2 separate regions of the Mus musculus genome follow, and region 1 is linked to region 2. Evidence: chromatin loops called from intact Hi-C (ENCODE). Cell type or tissue: heart. All regions are shown on one strand.

Region 1 (8,000 bases), 360 kb after region 2:
CAAATGACACTCATCTAAGATCAAGGGAAGTTCTGCAGTTGAAAGAGGGACATAACATACTACAGAACAAAAATCATCTACAAGGCATTTTATAAAAAGTAAAAAACAAAAACTGTTTGTTATCTTGCCTTTTGGAAGATGGTTATATTTGTTTTTCAACTCTCATGCTTCCTTGGACAGAAATTTCAACAAGAATAGATATCCAGTGTCCATGCCTTGAGTGATTGGCTGATCTATTTCTGCCTGTTTCCTTCTAATGGTTGTTCAATAAATCATATAGGAATTACTATGGCTTCTGCTCTGAAGGAGTCAAGTGAAAAAAGAATATCCTTTCTCTCCTGGGCAGTATTTTCTGCTAACAGCACACTTGTCAAAGGCTTTGAGTACCCCAGTGACAGGCACCAGATAAACATATAAATAGCTTGATAAATAACTGACAAAACACTATACACTGTTTGGAGATAAATGTAAGCACACCACAAAAGGCAAGATTAATCCTTGGCATCTTTTTTTTCTAATAGACATTTCTAGACTAAGGCCACAGTATGACATTCAGATTACAGAGCAGCAATTTGAAATATTCAAATGCTTTTGTTGGGCCATGCATATTTTCTAGTTGTTGAGTAGCTATGATAATGCAGTATATTTCAATTCTGGAAGAAGGTCTGAATGATTAGGTATATATGAAATGAAAATATATATTATAAGGGTTTAGGGGTTGTACTATAAATAACAACTTCAAAAAACCCGTACAACCCAAATAGTATTTAATAGCAGTGAAGCACAACTTCTAGAATGCTGAAAAAAAAAGAATTAGGAAATTATAAAAATTATAATTATCGAGTTTTCTAAAAATTAAGTTTATAGGTGCCACAATTAAACCATCTATGCTAGAGAAGAAAAAAAAAAAACTCAAAATGTAAAACTCAGATCATGAGCGCATGCAGCATGTTTTTGTTTTCAGAGGGACTGTTCCATATGTTGGTCGACCAACCCTGCCAGGCCATTTGCAGGCTGTCCTGCTGGGCTTATCCTGAGTGTGACACACACCATGCAGAGATTGTGATATATAGAAGCCAGTAAATTTCCACTATGTGTCACAATCATGAGAAAGACAGAGCCTGGTCCCTGCTGACTGTGAGGATGCTATTAGGTGGCTTTCTGGAATAGCAGTAACAGAAATCTCCAACAACATATTTTAACCTTCAGAGTTATTCAGGCACATTCTGATCTCACCAAATGGGCTGATAAGAGCGAAGTACAAACTTGGCATCAAGCAGCTGTTTCCAAACAACCAATGAGAGGCACAGTAAGGGAGAGATTTTTTTTTCTTCTGTTTTTAGATACAGTCAGTGGCTTTCAAGGTTAACTATTCCGTAATAGTTTTTCCATTGCATAAAACAAGAAGAGCTATCATTTAAGTGTATCAGCACACAACAGGAAAAAGAAAAAGAATTTGAAAGAAAGAAAGAAAGAAAGAAAGAAAGAAAGAAAGAAAGAGAGAGAGAGAAAGAGAGAGAGGGGAAGGAAAGAAGGAAGGAAGGAAGGAAGGAAGGAAGGAAGGAAGGAAGGAAGGAAGAAAGGAAGAACAACTAGAGTGCAGAGGTGAAACCAAGCAGGTTCTCAGGCCAGCACTAGGCAAACATGAGACGCAATGGATCTGATTCTAATTCAACTTGAACAGGGTCCGTGTTTCAGTTTCCGTCCTTCGTCCTTTTTCCACTGGTGCTTATCACGAAATCTGATCTATTTGTAGGTTTAATGCAAGGACAGGGAAAAAGCTGACCTAACCTTAGTATTATAGGAGATTGTACTAAATGTGAGGGCAAGAGCAATAATTCCGCAGCTTCCTACTTGGCCATGGGCCCAGCTTCAAGAAATAAAAATAGAAGTGTCTGAACGTAACTAAAAAGCTCAGCCACATGGAATTAAAATGCCAATTCCCTTCAGCCTTCCTTTTTTTTCCAGTCATGAAACTTTCAAAGCCAACACATTCAAAAGCTCCTACAGCCAAGAACCATCATTTGGGTTTTTGGTGATTCAAAATGACTGCCACCTTCAGGAGTCTCCACCTGGCTGTGTCCATTCCTTTAAAACATTAGCAACTAAATAAATATATAAGGCCATCGGAACAGAACTCCAGGATGGCACTTTCTCAGTTGATGGGTTTCTGTTTCTAAAACACACTTACATTAATGTTCTTTACCTTCTAAATAGACACAACAGTTTAAAATGAAATAAGACCCAGAAAAGGCTCCTAATGTTTTCCCCAGCTTCTGTTTCTAATTTGCCCAAGGGCTGTGTTTAGCATATTCCCAGTGTCACCTACTGAAAGGGGAACTGGAAACAGAAACTGATTTAGGGATTTAGGAACGGAAAATTTACCATTGTATGGGATGATAATTTGATGTGCCTCCAGTGACTGTACACACTAATTGTTTTTATGAATACTATGAATATTCCACACTATACCTGTCTTCTGAGTAAAACAGACACATCTTGATGGTTGAAAACATTTTCCATCTTTCTGCCTCATCTGTTTCTCCCTCCAATGTTGAAATGACCCAGTGTTTAAATGACATTTTTTTTCTTTTTCTTTTTCTTTTTTTTTTTAAGCCCTGAGTTGAAACTCTTTGAAATTCAGAGGAATTTGAAAGAGGTACTTAGGGTGCAATGAGAAATAAGAATCCAACCCAGGCCATTTAAAACTCATGTTTATCTAGCATTCATCATTTTCTCCTCTAACATATGAATATAGTTTCCAAAACCACAAACCTCACAAGTGTTTAGATCCCAGACTTGTAAACAGGTTTGATTTCCTCTTACTGAGCGTCTTCCTTCCTTGTTCCTTATTGCATTCAGCTGGCTCTAATTCCTTTCCATGTACTTAAAGAAATGAAATATTTCATCTGAATTAAGAGCAATCATGTATTTGAGAAGATCAATCCAGAAAGAACAGAAAAGTGAATTGTTTTCAATGAAGCTGTTTACAGTGACTGAGCAGCTAGGGGTTAGATGAATAAATAAAAAGACCAGTAATTTCATTGAATTATATTGTTCAATTTCAATTGTGTCTCTTAATGTAAACAGCTCAGTGATTGATGCATTATCGAATATTCGTGGAGTGTGTGTGTAATGAATATGTTTATGAATGACCCAGTGAGAGAAAATCAATCTTAGAAAGATTTCTCTGTTGAATTGTAGTTTAGATGATTGCAAATCAAAGTTTAAAATGTCTGGATTACAACATTGAGTACTTCAAACTTTCAGAGGGAAAATAAAGGACCTGAAAGGCAACATAATAAAGTGACATGTAGTAAAGAAAACAGACAGTGTTTTCTAACGTACTTTTTTAGTATTTAAAGTCTTATGTCAAAGTAATAATAAAACTAGGAGCCAGTAGACAGGAATGGTGGCACACACTGGCAGGATCTCTAGTTCAAGACCATCCTCGACCATTCGTGTTAGGAGCCTATCTGAAAAACAATAATGATTTTGTTATTGCTTAAGAAAAGTAAGTCCATTTATTATTTCTGTCACTAATGTGGAGGAAAAGCTGACAGAAACTGTTTAAGGAAGACAGGGTTTGTTCTGGGTTAGAGTTTGAAGGTAAACAGTCCTTTGTGGAAAGACAGGTATGCCAGCAGAAGAGTGCTTCTGCTAGTCATATTACACCCACAGTCACAAATCAGACAGAAGCAAGAGCAGAGGAGAAGAGAAGCTGGGACCAGCTCTGATTTTCCCTTACTCAGACTGAGACACCTGTGCATGTTATGATGTCACCCACATTTACAGTGGGTCTTCCCACTTGAATTAACCCAGTAAAGAACATCCCTTACACACATACCCAAAATTTGGCCTTCTAAGTAACTCTAGATCTTGTCAAATTTGCCAATTCATATTAACCACAACTATTACCCAAGCATCCTAAAATCATAATAATGTATGCCAGCCGTTGAAAGCAATCATGCTTTTCTTTTAGAATTATGGAATTATGAAGTACCTGCCAGGAAAATCCACTTTTTATTCTAGCCAATGGATCAACCATCTGTGAAAATACTACTTCCTGTGAGCTACTCACTGAACCACATCCCCTGAGTGCCATGCTTGTCCAAGTGTCTGAAGTGATTGACAAAGCAAAGCATTAACATCTTTTGGGGAGTACCCAGTTGCGAAATGTCTCACTTCCCCCTTTCATCCTGACTCCTCTAGTTCTGTAAATGTGCTTAAATTACACTCAGCTTAAAACTCAAGCCTTTTCCATTTCCTGTCTCTGTCAATCTACTACCAACACTTCACATTTTCTTTTGTTCCACGGTAGGCAAAGTGCTTTATTTACTTATTTTTATTCATGTGATATCTGGGGAAATGATGGCAGAGAGATTTCCCAACCACAGACCAGACTGGATCCGCAACCAGGAGAATGAGCTTCACGGGGGGAACTTGTTACATACAACAGTTTACACACAGACCCAGGTTAACCTAATCAGACCTTGCATTTTAACAAGATACCTCAGTGAACAGTACATGCGAGTTTATTAAGCATTGACCAAGGAAAAGTAATAGATTTGCTTATGATATCTAAACCTGTGAGGAAAAGAGCCCAAAACGAACAACAATGAAAAGATATCCCAGCTCTATGTTCCTGAGCCCAAATATGGCATTACTATAAATGTGACTTTTGGGAACAACAACAACAAAATCACATGGCAAACTTTTGGAGCTAACCTCAGATAACTAAAAAAACAACAAACAAATACAATATCTGCAGGTGAATCCAATAGATCAGGGTGTGTTTGTGGGGGGAGGGGTAATTGGTAAGCAAGTCTCAGTTTGAGAAGATTGTTCATGTAGTACACATGAGCTAAGTTCAAGTGAGTACCACCCATCTCACATCATTCCTTCCTTTCTATGCCCTTCATCTCCTGCTATAACTAACTCACTGTTCCCTCTGAGTATAAGTCAGTGGCCACTTTATCCTCCTTTAACTAACTGACGTAATTATCTCTCTCTGTCTCCCTTTCCCTCTCCCTCTCTTCCTCCCTCCTTTCTTCCTCCCTTTCCCTTTCTCCTCTTCCCTTCCACTTCTTCTCCCACTTCTTCTCTCTCTCTCTCTCTCTTTTACCTGTATTGCTTACTCTATATTCATTCTTCATCCAACAACTCTTTCAAAGTTTCAGATAATGACTTCATTGGAGTACTTCAATGGATGTACCACAGCCTCTTAAATTATTCTTACATGCCCTTAATAGATCCCAGTATATCTTCAAACTCCTGCCCCATCTTCTACACGTGTGTTATGTTAAACATCACAAGGAATGATCTGAGAAAACCCATCAAAGAAAGCAGAGGTGTCTCTAGGTAAGTTTCTGTCTCTAGCAACAAGATCAAAACGAGAGTGTTATTCAAGATCTCTTTACAGCAAACATTCAATAGGTTCCTTCTGCCCTAAGCCGGAAACCTAGAAAGGGGTTAGTAAATGAACATGTCATGGAATTGGGCTGAGGATGCATCCCTACTTTAAACTTTCTTGCTGTGATTCTAATTGAAATTATCAGTGTGGTATTATGGAAAGTTGGTTTTTAATAGCTTTAGCCAGAGACCATTCTTTTGATCTGTAACCAACACTGGTTTTATTTTATTTTATTTTATTTTATTTTACTATTTTGTTTTACCCATCCTCAAAGTAATACTCATGAGAAATCATTGTATAACGTCCTGATTTTCACAATACAATGTCTTATAAAGCAGCACCCTACCGCACTAGTTCTGGGCCCTTGATTCCTTATAATTTCTGAGACGCTGCTGCTCCTGCATCACTCATCACTCTTCCATAACAAAGCATCATGCGACTCCAGCCTCCATCATAGTTCTCTCTGTCCCACAAATGACATCTTATGTACAATCAAATATGGGTTCCTCCTTGTAATAATCTCTACTTACACCCTGTATACTGTCTCTATTAACTAGACAAATATTTTACTTCATATGTTGTGGTAGGCATGTATGAAGAAGCGCTAAGTTACAATCACTTATCTTAAAGTAAAAGCCTGGACACAATCAATGAAGCCATTCAAAGGGAAGAAACTGATACTGGTATACAGCTTTGACAACATGTAAACCCATGGTTGTCTTGACAATAACAGACAAAGTAAAGGGCAGCAATATTGTATAGCATGGAAGTGTTGCTAGGGAAAAAGAAACCTAAGGAGTGTGTGTCCCAGTCTCGCTTACTTCATCTATAAACAAAAGTGATGATAGTAACAAGAACAGGATTGCCGCACACCAGTCAAAATGAGATCTAATGCTGCTTTATAAAAAGAAAAGTACCACATTATTCTCATAAATTGGTTCTACACATCGAGATCCTGAAAATTGTTCCAAAAGATTAACTTCTCGTTGAAGTGTAATTCCTCACAAATAAGTTCTGCAAATCTTTTTTACTATTTAACAGCTTTGTGAGTTTTTTAGATAGTAGGAGGAAAATCAATAATGACAAAGCTAATGCATGTTTTCCTACATTCAAAACCTTATGATGAAATATTAAGATGAGATATGCAGATCTTTAAGTATACGAGTTTCAAATGTGTTTTTTTTTTTCAAATGTGTTCTTAAACTTTTTAGAGTTGCTATATTAAGTTCAAAGCAGTAAGGGGAGATCATAAAATATGCAAAGCCCTACAACACACACAGTTACTAAGTGCATACTTAAGTAAGGGTCAGCCCTCAACAAATGCACATGTATTCTATTAAGAAAAACACATTACAAGTGATTTTGTTGCATCTCAGTGTTATAAAGGAAAGAGAATTGCCATCAGACTTGTGAAACAAAATAAAAGATGTTCCTTGTTTTATGAATCGAAAAGATTTTGCATAATTACATGTTGCTTTTTTAGTTGAGAAATACACCAACATGCAAAATTTATCAGAAACAGTAGCAAGTTAGTCAGTTCTGCTTGGCACAGACTCTGCAATAGAAGCTATAAAGAAACATACTAGAAGGGAGATTTGATTCTACATATTTATAAAATATTTCAAATATGTGCTTATTTTTCATATTGCTATGCACACTTTGATCACATGTGCTTAGCTTTTCTTCTAAAATAGATGCTGTCTTTAGCTTATTTTACAAGGTGAAAGAAAACAGGTCCTAATGTCTCTCAGGGTTCTGAGAAAACACAAGATGTTTCTGTCTTATTTTACAACTTCACTTGAGGGTATCATGGTGCTTTTTAAAACTCATATTCAGATTTTGATGAAGTCAATAGCATTGTGCTGTGTGTACTTCCTAAGACCACTGACAAATAAACCTGCCACTCTCTCCTTTAAAATATCTCAAAATAAGCAAACGAATAATATCTGAGGAATTGGGGGGAGGGGAACAGCTCTGAAAAAGACAAGCGGCAATCACAGTCACATCCACCACTGTGGATGATTAGTCTAAAATGTATAATGTTTATGAACGAGAAACATATTTTTGCAAGTGATCAAATTCAAATATTCTAGAGACTTGATATGACAAACATTTGTGCCTCTGTCTGCCAGGGGGCAAATATAGGCAGCAGCTAGAGAACAATTAGCAGAAATACGACAACAGGGAGCATCATCAAATAGTATTAGTTAAAATGACAGAAATGTAAAACTGTGAAGACTCAATATACAGCTAGCAAGGCAACAAGCAGAACTGGGAAAGATCTCCAAGGTGAGGAGGCTGTGACCCAAGGAAGCTTAACCTTGAAATAGTATCTTTAAAAAATTAATCACCCCAATATAGCGTACCCACTGTTTCTTTGCAGGTCAAAATAAATTACCCTTTTCCTGGGAGGGCAAATCACAATAGGTCTACAATGGTTCTTAAAATCCACTTAGGTAGAAGATCATTTGATATAATGAATTCTGCATGTCTGCCTTTTAACATCCGTCACCTTGAAGACAGATACCAAAGAGCTCGAGGTTGCCCATCGCCTTCTATAGCATCAATATTCAGACACAATGGGGAC
Region 2 (8,000 bases):
TTTTGGAAAGAAAATTAATCTATTGGAGGTACCCATAGTGGATGGAACAAGTCACTCTAAAATTAGAGATTAGAGGAAGAAATTGGCATGAGAAAACAAGACTAGAGAAATCCTGAGATAGGCAGGGATGGGGTTTGCTGTGAGGCTTGTTCTGATGCCAATGCAAAAAGGTATCTGCCCAGGAATTACAGACAGTCCTTCCTCAGTGAGTGAATGAGTAGAGGAGACATGGGGCATGCTTGAGCTGTGGATTTGCACAGATGCAGAGACAAGAATGGGGAGCATTTTATGAAAATCCAACAATTCATGGAAAGACGCAGAGGAAATAAAAATACTTCGCTGTCCCCCCTTGTTGTTGTCAAGTGCAGAATTGAGTATGCTTTAGGGTATCTATCAACAGCAAGGCTAAAAGAAGGCTTCAAGAGACAGACTAAATAACTGCACATTTAGAACCATGGGATACATTTTTACCTGGGATAAGAATCTTTAAGCAAGGGAAGAACAGTGTAAAATTTCTTTTTATAACATAACACCAGTGGCCAGACAAGCACTGATGGATTTAGATGGAGAAAAATACAGCTAGAGCCCTAAAGCACTTTCTGAGATAGAATCTACATTTGATAACTGAGCAAATACGTGTTGTAAAGAAGGGATCAGTGGAGCACAACTGTAACAGAAGAAACAGGGATTTTACAAACTGTATATTTAATCCAAGTCCCTGCTAAATCCCACCTGGAGTTTCTGCCCCTGCAACAATGCATTCACTTAGAATTGAAATAATTCCTTTCAAAATGGAAATGCTTTATTTATTTATTTTTTGGTGTTTATGGTATTCTAGATACAGTGTAAAGCATTAAAGAAGTGAATAAAATTCTACTTTTTCATGCCAAATATTCATAGCCTTATAGCAATACTAAAGTAATATTAAAAGTAAAGTAATATTAAAGTCAAGAACAAACTCATACATCAAAAGCATTATTAATAATAGAGTTGCAATGTACTACCTAGCTATGTAGTAAAGTCACTTCTTCCAGAGATGAATGAGAGAGAAAGGAAGGTTTGGTAAACAAGATAAAAGAGAGTAAACACATTGAAGATGTGCTGTAAACAATCCAGTATGTTGAATACCCAAGGAGTAAGGAAGAGACTGATTTTAGAGGAATATCATGATGAGTAGTAAGAAGGTCAAAAACTGTACATAGGAAAAACTGAATGTTGTACCATGGTTATTTCCTATGGTATCATTGTGCTCATGTTGCTAAGAAAATGTACCCACAAATGGAAAATTATTATGCACAGTAGTGTGTTTTATCATACTTCTGAAACTTAAGAATTCCAATACAAACAAAAGACTGATTTTATGTCCAGTGAATCTCTACTTCCAGGTAGCAACACTTGTGAAACCCTCAGAAAACAAAAAAAAAGAAGGTAAAACACAATGCTCCCTTCAGTTTCTTTTAAAAGATCACCAACTGCAATTACACGGATTCCATTCTCATGATTTCCTAAGCTCCGTAGACACAGCTGCTTAGTGCAACCACTTTAGTGATTAAATTTCATATCACAGTACCTATGATAGTTGCAGTGACAACATTTATAATAGATGTAATAATAAAATGACAAAAGTCAGGATCTTTTTACTACTTACATGTGTGATGCTACTGATTTAAAAAAAAAAAAAAGCACAATGTTGTCCAACTCAACCTCCAAGTCGTTTAGAACAATTGAAGAAATAAGTAAGAAAAGGCACAGCAAGAAATCAACAGGCTGGCTGAATTCCACACCTTCTATGTGGAGAAGTCATCACTTAAACCATATACTACTCAGTCACCTGCTCCTGACAGGCGGCAACTAAAGATTCTGAGCAGAACGATGCTGTCGCTTACGTGTCTATTTGGAACAACAGTTAAAAGGATGTTGATTAAGGGCTACAGATCATACTGTTCAGCAAGGGAAAATGTCTTACAAATCACCCCAAGTCCATGAGCACATGTCTGTGATCCATTACTGCTAAGACAGAGATAGCCATATTCCTAGGATCAGCAGCCTATTTGGTGGGTTCTGTGTCAGTGAGAGACCTTGTCTCAAAAAGCAAGGTAGATGCTGAAAGTACGACATTCAAGGAGTCTATGTCCATCCATACTTATGTGTATAGCAACCTCTTGACACACATCTGCACCACAAATACACACACACACACACACACACACACACACACACACACACACACACACGTGTGTGTGTGTGTGTGCGCGCATACATGCATACTTGTGCACACACTCACATTACATATTGCCAATGGTAGATTAAGTATTGGCAAATGGTAATTAGAATGCTGGTTCTGTGTTTCAAGTAGCCATTACTAAGACATAATTAGTCATGATATTACAGTGAGGGTAAATAAAAAATTATATTTGTAACTTATTCAATTTATTGATTTGAATTTATTGATTTGAATCAGTCATGTGTGTTGATGCAGAGGAAGGAATACTCTTAGATGCCAAAGTGTGAAGTGAAAAGAAGCTAGGTTAGCAATGCCAAATAAATAACTTCAGGTATATTGTCTGGGTGTGGCCATGAGATAACCAATGAAAAGGGTGGGAATGAGAGAATACATTGTTTCAGGAGAAAGGACCCAATATGTAGAACCAAGGATCATTAGAGTAGTCCAGCCCCTTGAAGATAAGAATGTAGACCTGACAGGAAATAAAGATGAAGAATAAGGAAGAGAAGTGCAAATAGTACAGATAATTTTGGAGGTGAATTGAAAATGTTCTGTAATTTAGATCTGAAAAAAAAATACAAGCTACATTGAAAAAGCCAGAAGGAATGGATGTGTAGACACAGAAGAACAGTTAGAGAAGAAGAACCAATTACAAGGTTCTGAGACTCCTACAGAAGGGCTTTTAGAATGAACACCATGACCTTACAGAATGTCATGAAATAAACTAGATAGAAGTATGACCAAGAATGGGCTATGGATGAGTGCTGTTGACACAGGAAGCTTCTATTGCACAATGATGACAGCCATCCAGCCAAGACAAAAAATGTTCCCTCTGGCTCTGCCCCCAGATGGAGCTGTGTGCTCATCAGCAGAGCTATAAAATGGCATGTCATGGGAGTGGAGGATGAAAACTGTCTCTGTAACTCTCACCATTCAAAAGTTTGTCAAAGCAGCATTATTCTTTGAGGATAAGCAACTGTCCTCTGTAGTAACTTGACACATACTAAGTGAAGTTCATCTTGCACTGAGAATCCCTTTCCCACACTCAGTGTGAAAGGGAGGGAAATATTTTCTGAAAATACTGACAATTTGCTCAGTTATTTTCCATATTTAACTTATTTAGAAAATGTCCTCAATATAATGTCTGCCGCCATCTAACATTTAACCTGTGTAGCATATACAATTTCATTGGGCTTACAACGTTTGGGAATTCCATTTTTTCACATGCAAAGGAAGATTTAATATGCAGTAGAAGATGACTCTGCCTTACAAAAATAAATGAGAAACTGCTGTTCTTTGTTCAAGGTCAAATGTCGCTTTCAATTAAATGTAGGTATTTAAGAGGGGGTCCTGATGAATGCAAGCAGTAAGCTTGAAAGCCCATAAGCATACATTCAAAGAGCCTTAGAACTCAAAGAAAAGAGTGAATGTAAATTTTCAGAACTGTCAATTTTTCATTTGAAATTTTGGTCTTTATTTCTTCTTATAATCTGCCCTAGTCAAGCACATATTTATTTCTTTCAAACCTGCTCCTTTCTTTGAAACTGTTGTTATATTTCCATGAAAATGACATCTTTGTTCTTTAGAAAATCATTCCCAGCTTATTGTCTGCCCTGAATTACAATAATCCTATATTTGTTACAATCTAATCACTTCTACAGCAACCTACTGTGAGGTTAGAAGTAAAGGATTAAAACTTCAAGTAGAAATACAAAACCACCCCCTTAACAAACCACAATATATTTTTTCAACATAAATATCCCAAGGAACAAAGAAACATTTTGACATAAGAACTCTGCAGAATATAGAAAAACGCAGCAGAACTGTTTATCAAAGTTTTCCTTGGTGTGTCAGCAGGTTCTGTGTAACTGACAGTGCTGATCCAAACGTTTTGATAGTAATAGAAGTGTTAACAGTGATAAGAACAAAAAAATATTAAACACTGTTGACTGTAACATTTCATTTCCACTGCCCTAATGCTGTTAGTGCAGAAAAATGGAACAAGAGGGAAGAGACTCAGCCACACAGCCAATGGAAATGAGGATTTAGTGGCAGGAGCTACAGAGGCATATAGGCATTAACAAAAAAGGAAAACCAAGAAAAGAAAGGAGAGAAGGAAGAACAAAAAGAGAGAGGAAAAAGAAAGTTAAACTAGCTCTGTCTTTATTGGTGACAGCAAAATTAGAGGAGATATTATTTGAAAACAAATGTGTAATAAATGAAACAGTAGTTGTATTCAAAATAATTATATTCTCTTCACTGACAAAAATATGTGACTGCTGAACAGACTTTCATAACATAGCAATATAAATGACTGTTAAATAACAATGTTAGTATAATATATTCATACTAACTTAGCACATATAAATGCAGCATTACTTTTAAAGTATGTTTTTATATTCTTCACTACATAATGCATTTTAGTGTTTACTTTGATGTCTTTATATTTCATAATCTGTTTAAGTTAAACATAATGTAAAAAGAAACAAATTATACCATAAATATACAGATATTAATATATCCACATTTTACTTGCTGTCAAAACATTTTGTGCTAACTTCTTACATTTTATAGATATTAAAATTACTAATTTAGGAATATGAATAACATAATAATCCTATACTGCCTAAGATAATCTCATTCTTGAACAATTATTTTGTGCTCTTTGAACTTTCCAACTATATACATGTTCATATATACATATATTTTTTAATTGGGCTATGTGCAGTTGTCACCCACCCCAAACGTTTATTAATTTATCATATAGAGAAAAAATACTTATTTCCATCCACAATTAGGAAAGACAAAGATGTTATTGCTTCAAATATGATATTCTCTGGAAATTATACCCTAAACCTCAAGTAGTTAATTTTGAATATGACACCTATCTTTAAAGCCTTATACTATAGGTTTAGATGTATATAATATTGAGTTCCATTTTATGTTATTAACTATATGCAATGTTAAGATTTTAACTTTTCATCCTTTAAAATAGATATTCCATTTGTGTTTAGCTATATGTACATGAAGTTGTAATTCCCCTTGTTTGAATTGTAGTCACTGTACTTTATACAAATATCAAATAATCTAAAAATTAATACAGGAATATTGGTTTAAGGTTTTGGGTTTTTTTAGAGACATAAATTTGAAGAACAATTTATTTTTTCTGAATCATGTGTATGTACAACAACATTTCTGTTTCATATGTTTATAATTGCTGCAAATTATCAAAATCACAAAATAAGAAAATAGTATTATAAAATTAGATACAGCTTTCTATTCATAATTACAGGCCTCTGGGCATGCAAATTACAAGAATCTCCAATTTTTTGTTCTTCATCATGAATCAAAATAAGCAACCAAAACAACACAATCCTGTAAACTTAACATTTGAAAGATAAAAACAGACATTAGTTTCAGAAAAAAAGACTCAAATCTTTGTTGAGGACACACGTTTTGGACAACTCTTGCTATGTGATATGCATGATTGACAGCTAGGCAGAAACACTGCTACTGTTTATTATACAACAACACTTTTTTTTTTTTTTTTTTTTTTTTAGTGCAAGTATTGTAGAGTTGTCCTTTTTGCAGTACCAGTTTGTAAGCTCTCATGTTTAGATATGGTGTTTTCTGACTTCAGAGCTCTTCGAGTCCTGAAGGTAAAGACCAGCTATTCTTGAAATACTACCTCATTTCTCAGCTGAGCCCATCAATGCATGGCAGGGTACATTCGGGACACTATTACATTCTGCCATGAGAATAATGGTAAATAATCTCTTCTTCAGCTAATGCCATATGGAGTTTGAATTTGGCTTCACTTGAGCCTTGGTCTTCCTGGTTTCAGCCTAATCCACAGGTCCCAAACATAAATACTACAGCACTGTTCACGTCTCAATCTCTAAACTATCCAGAAATCCAAGCTTCCCATCAATGCATGCCTTGCAGCATGGAGCTCGCTGCACTAATCCCGGAGACCTGACCCTGTCAGGACTTGTTAGAGGTCACATACCAGATGTTTCTCATCAAGTGTCTGAAACATGATAGTGAGTCAAGTCTCACATCGCCTCAAGTGTCATTCCTTCTGACTTCCATAACCTCACTTGCAGTCATTGAATTTTATACCAGCTTTTAATTTTAAAAAGAAAAATACCCCAGATACCCATGTACTTCTAAATTGGAATATTAAAGAAGAATTCCCCTGAAAAGAGTGGGTAGAAGAAAAAAAAAAGAAATACAATGTATCTTAAGGTGGAATACTTAATACTTGGGATCTGAGACAAAAGTTTGTCTTAAGTTGTAAGTCAGTTTGGGCTACAAAGTAAGTTCCAGGTCACTCCTGACTATAGTGTAAGATCCTTCATACAAAACAATAGATTAGACTAGACTAGACTAGACTAGACTAGACTAGACTAGAATAATAGAATAACAAAACACGGTATAGTAGAAAATATTTAGGACCCTCAGGATTTCTCCATCTCCTTCCTAAGAGAGTGAATCCCTATCCCAACTCCCACCCATCCAACATCTCCAAGTCTGGAGATAATTTAATGTAATATTGTAGGTTGCATTATTGAGAGCAGATTATAATGCAGTCTAAGCATCAACTAAATTCTTTGCTCTCCTAAAAGAATAAGTCAGTCATAGCTAAGCAATGATATAACATTGAGGAAGCAGAGCAGGGAATGGTATAAGAGCTTTACATAGAGGGAAGCTAAGACATTTCAGGGTATCCTTTCCTAAAGATAGTCCATTTTTACAAAATAATAATACAGGATATTACTGTGTTTACAAAAAGATTTCTCATGGTTCTGATAGAATTTTCGCCAACAGACCAATGTCAGTATCACCAAGAATAAAAAGAATTTCATCTACCAACCGATATAACAAACTACAAAGGACATAATAACAGGCACATACAAATTGAGAAGTATCTTACTAAATAAGGAGACTGATCATCATCTTTTAACTCCCAACATAATAAAAGACAGGAAAGACTGAAGAATTGCTTAGACAGACTAAGCCTGATAATCAGGAAAAAGAATTCAGCACAGCCATGAGCTAGAATCTAGACTCTCCCCATTTAGTTTGATGTTGGCTTTTGTTTTGCTGTATATTGTTTTTATTATATTTATGTAAGCACCTTGAATTCCTGATCTCTCCTATACTTTTAATATGAAAGAGTGTTGTATTTTGTTACAGGCTTTTTCTGCATCTAATGAGATAATTCTGTGGGATTTTTTTTCCTTTGAGTTTGTATATATAGTGTATTACATTGATGGATTTCCATATATTGACTATCCCTGCATTCCTGGGATGAAGCCTACTTGATCATGGTGGGTAACTCTTTTGATATGTTCTTGGATGTGGTTTGCAAGAATTCTATTAAGTATTTTTGCCTCAATATTCATAAGGAAAATTGGTCTATTGTCCTCTTTTCTTGTTGGGTCTTTTTGTGGTTTAGATATCAATATAACTGTGACTTCATAGAAAGAATTGAGCAGTGTTCCTTCTGTTTCTATTGGAAATTTTTTACCCATCCTTTTACTTTACGGTAATGTTTGACTTTGACTCTGAGATGTGTTTCCAGCAGAATTCTGGATCCTTTTTACATATACAATCTGTTAGCCTATGCATTTTTATTAGGGAACTGAGTCCATTGATGTTGAGAGATATTAGGGGCCGATGATCATTGCTTCCTGTTATTTTTATTTTTGAGTTGGAATTATGTTTGTAAGGAAAGAATAGCCTTCACAATAGTCACAAATAATATAAAATA

The links. Hi-C counts contacts between places; a loop is a spot of excess contacts. Peaks named below come from ENCODE experiments on the same cell type or tissue, not always from the same donor. Only the 100,000 strongest peaks of a DNase experiment are listed, where the experiment ranks them.
Region 1: a loop joins it to region 2, with 2.8 times the contacts of the local background. A loop is called at or near these places in 2 of 42 quality-filtered maps.

What each region holds. Positions count from the first base shown.
Region 1 is chr10:16,992,844-17,000,843 of GRCm38, forward strand. All of the region lies in intron 1 of Gm20125 (predicted gene, 20125), which reads right to left. Among named protein-coding and RNA genes, the nearest start is that of Gm20125, 99 kb to the right of the region's middle. In heart, no CTCF peak of the experiment used is centred here; DNase peaks (open chromatin) are centred at 1,238 and 4,158; H3K27ac peaks cover 403 bases.
Region 2 is chr10:16,634,158-16,642,157 of GRCm38, forward strand. No RefSeq gene overlaps it. Among named protein-coding and RNA genes, the nearest start is that of Gm20125, 460 kb to the right of the region's middle. In heart, a CTCF peak has its summit at 3,073 (motif pointing right); a DNase peak (open chromatin) is centred at 3,064.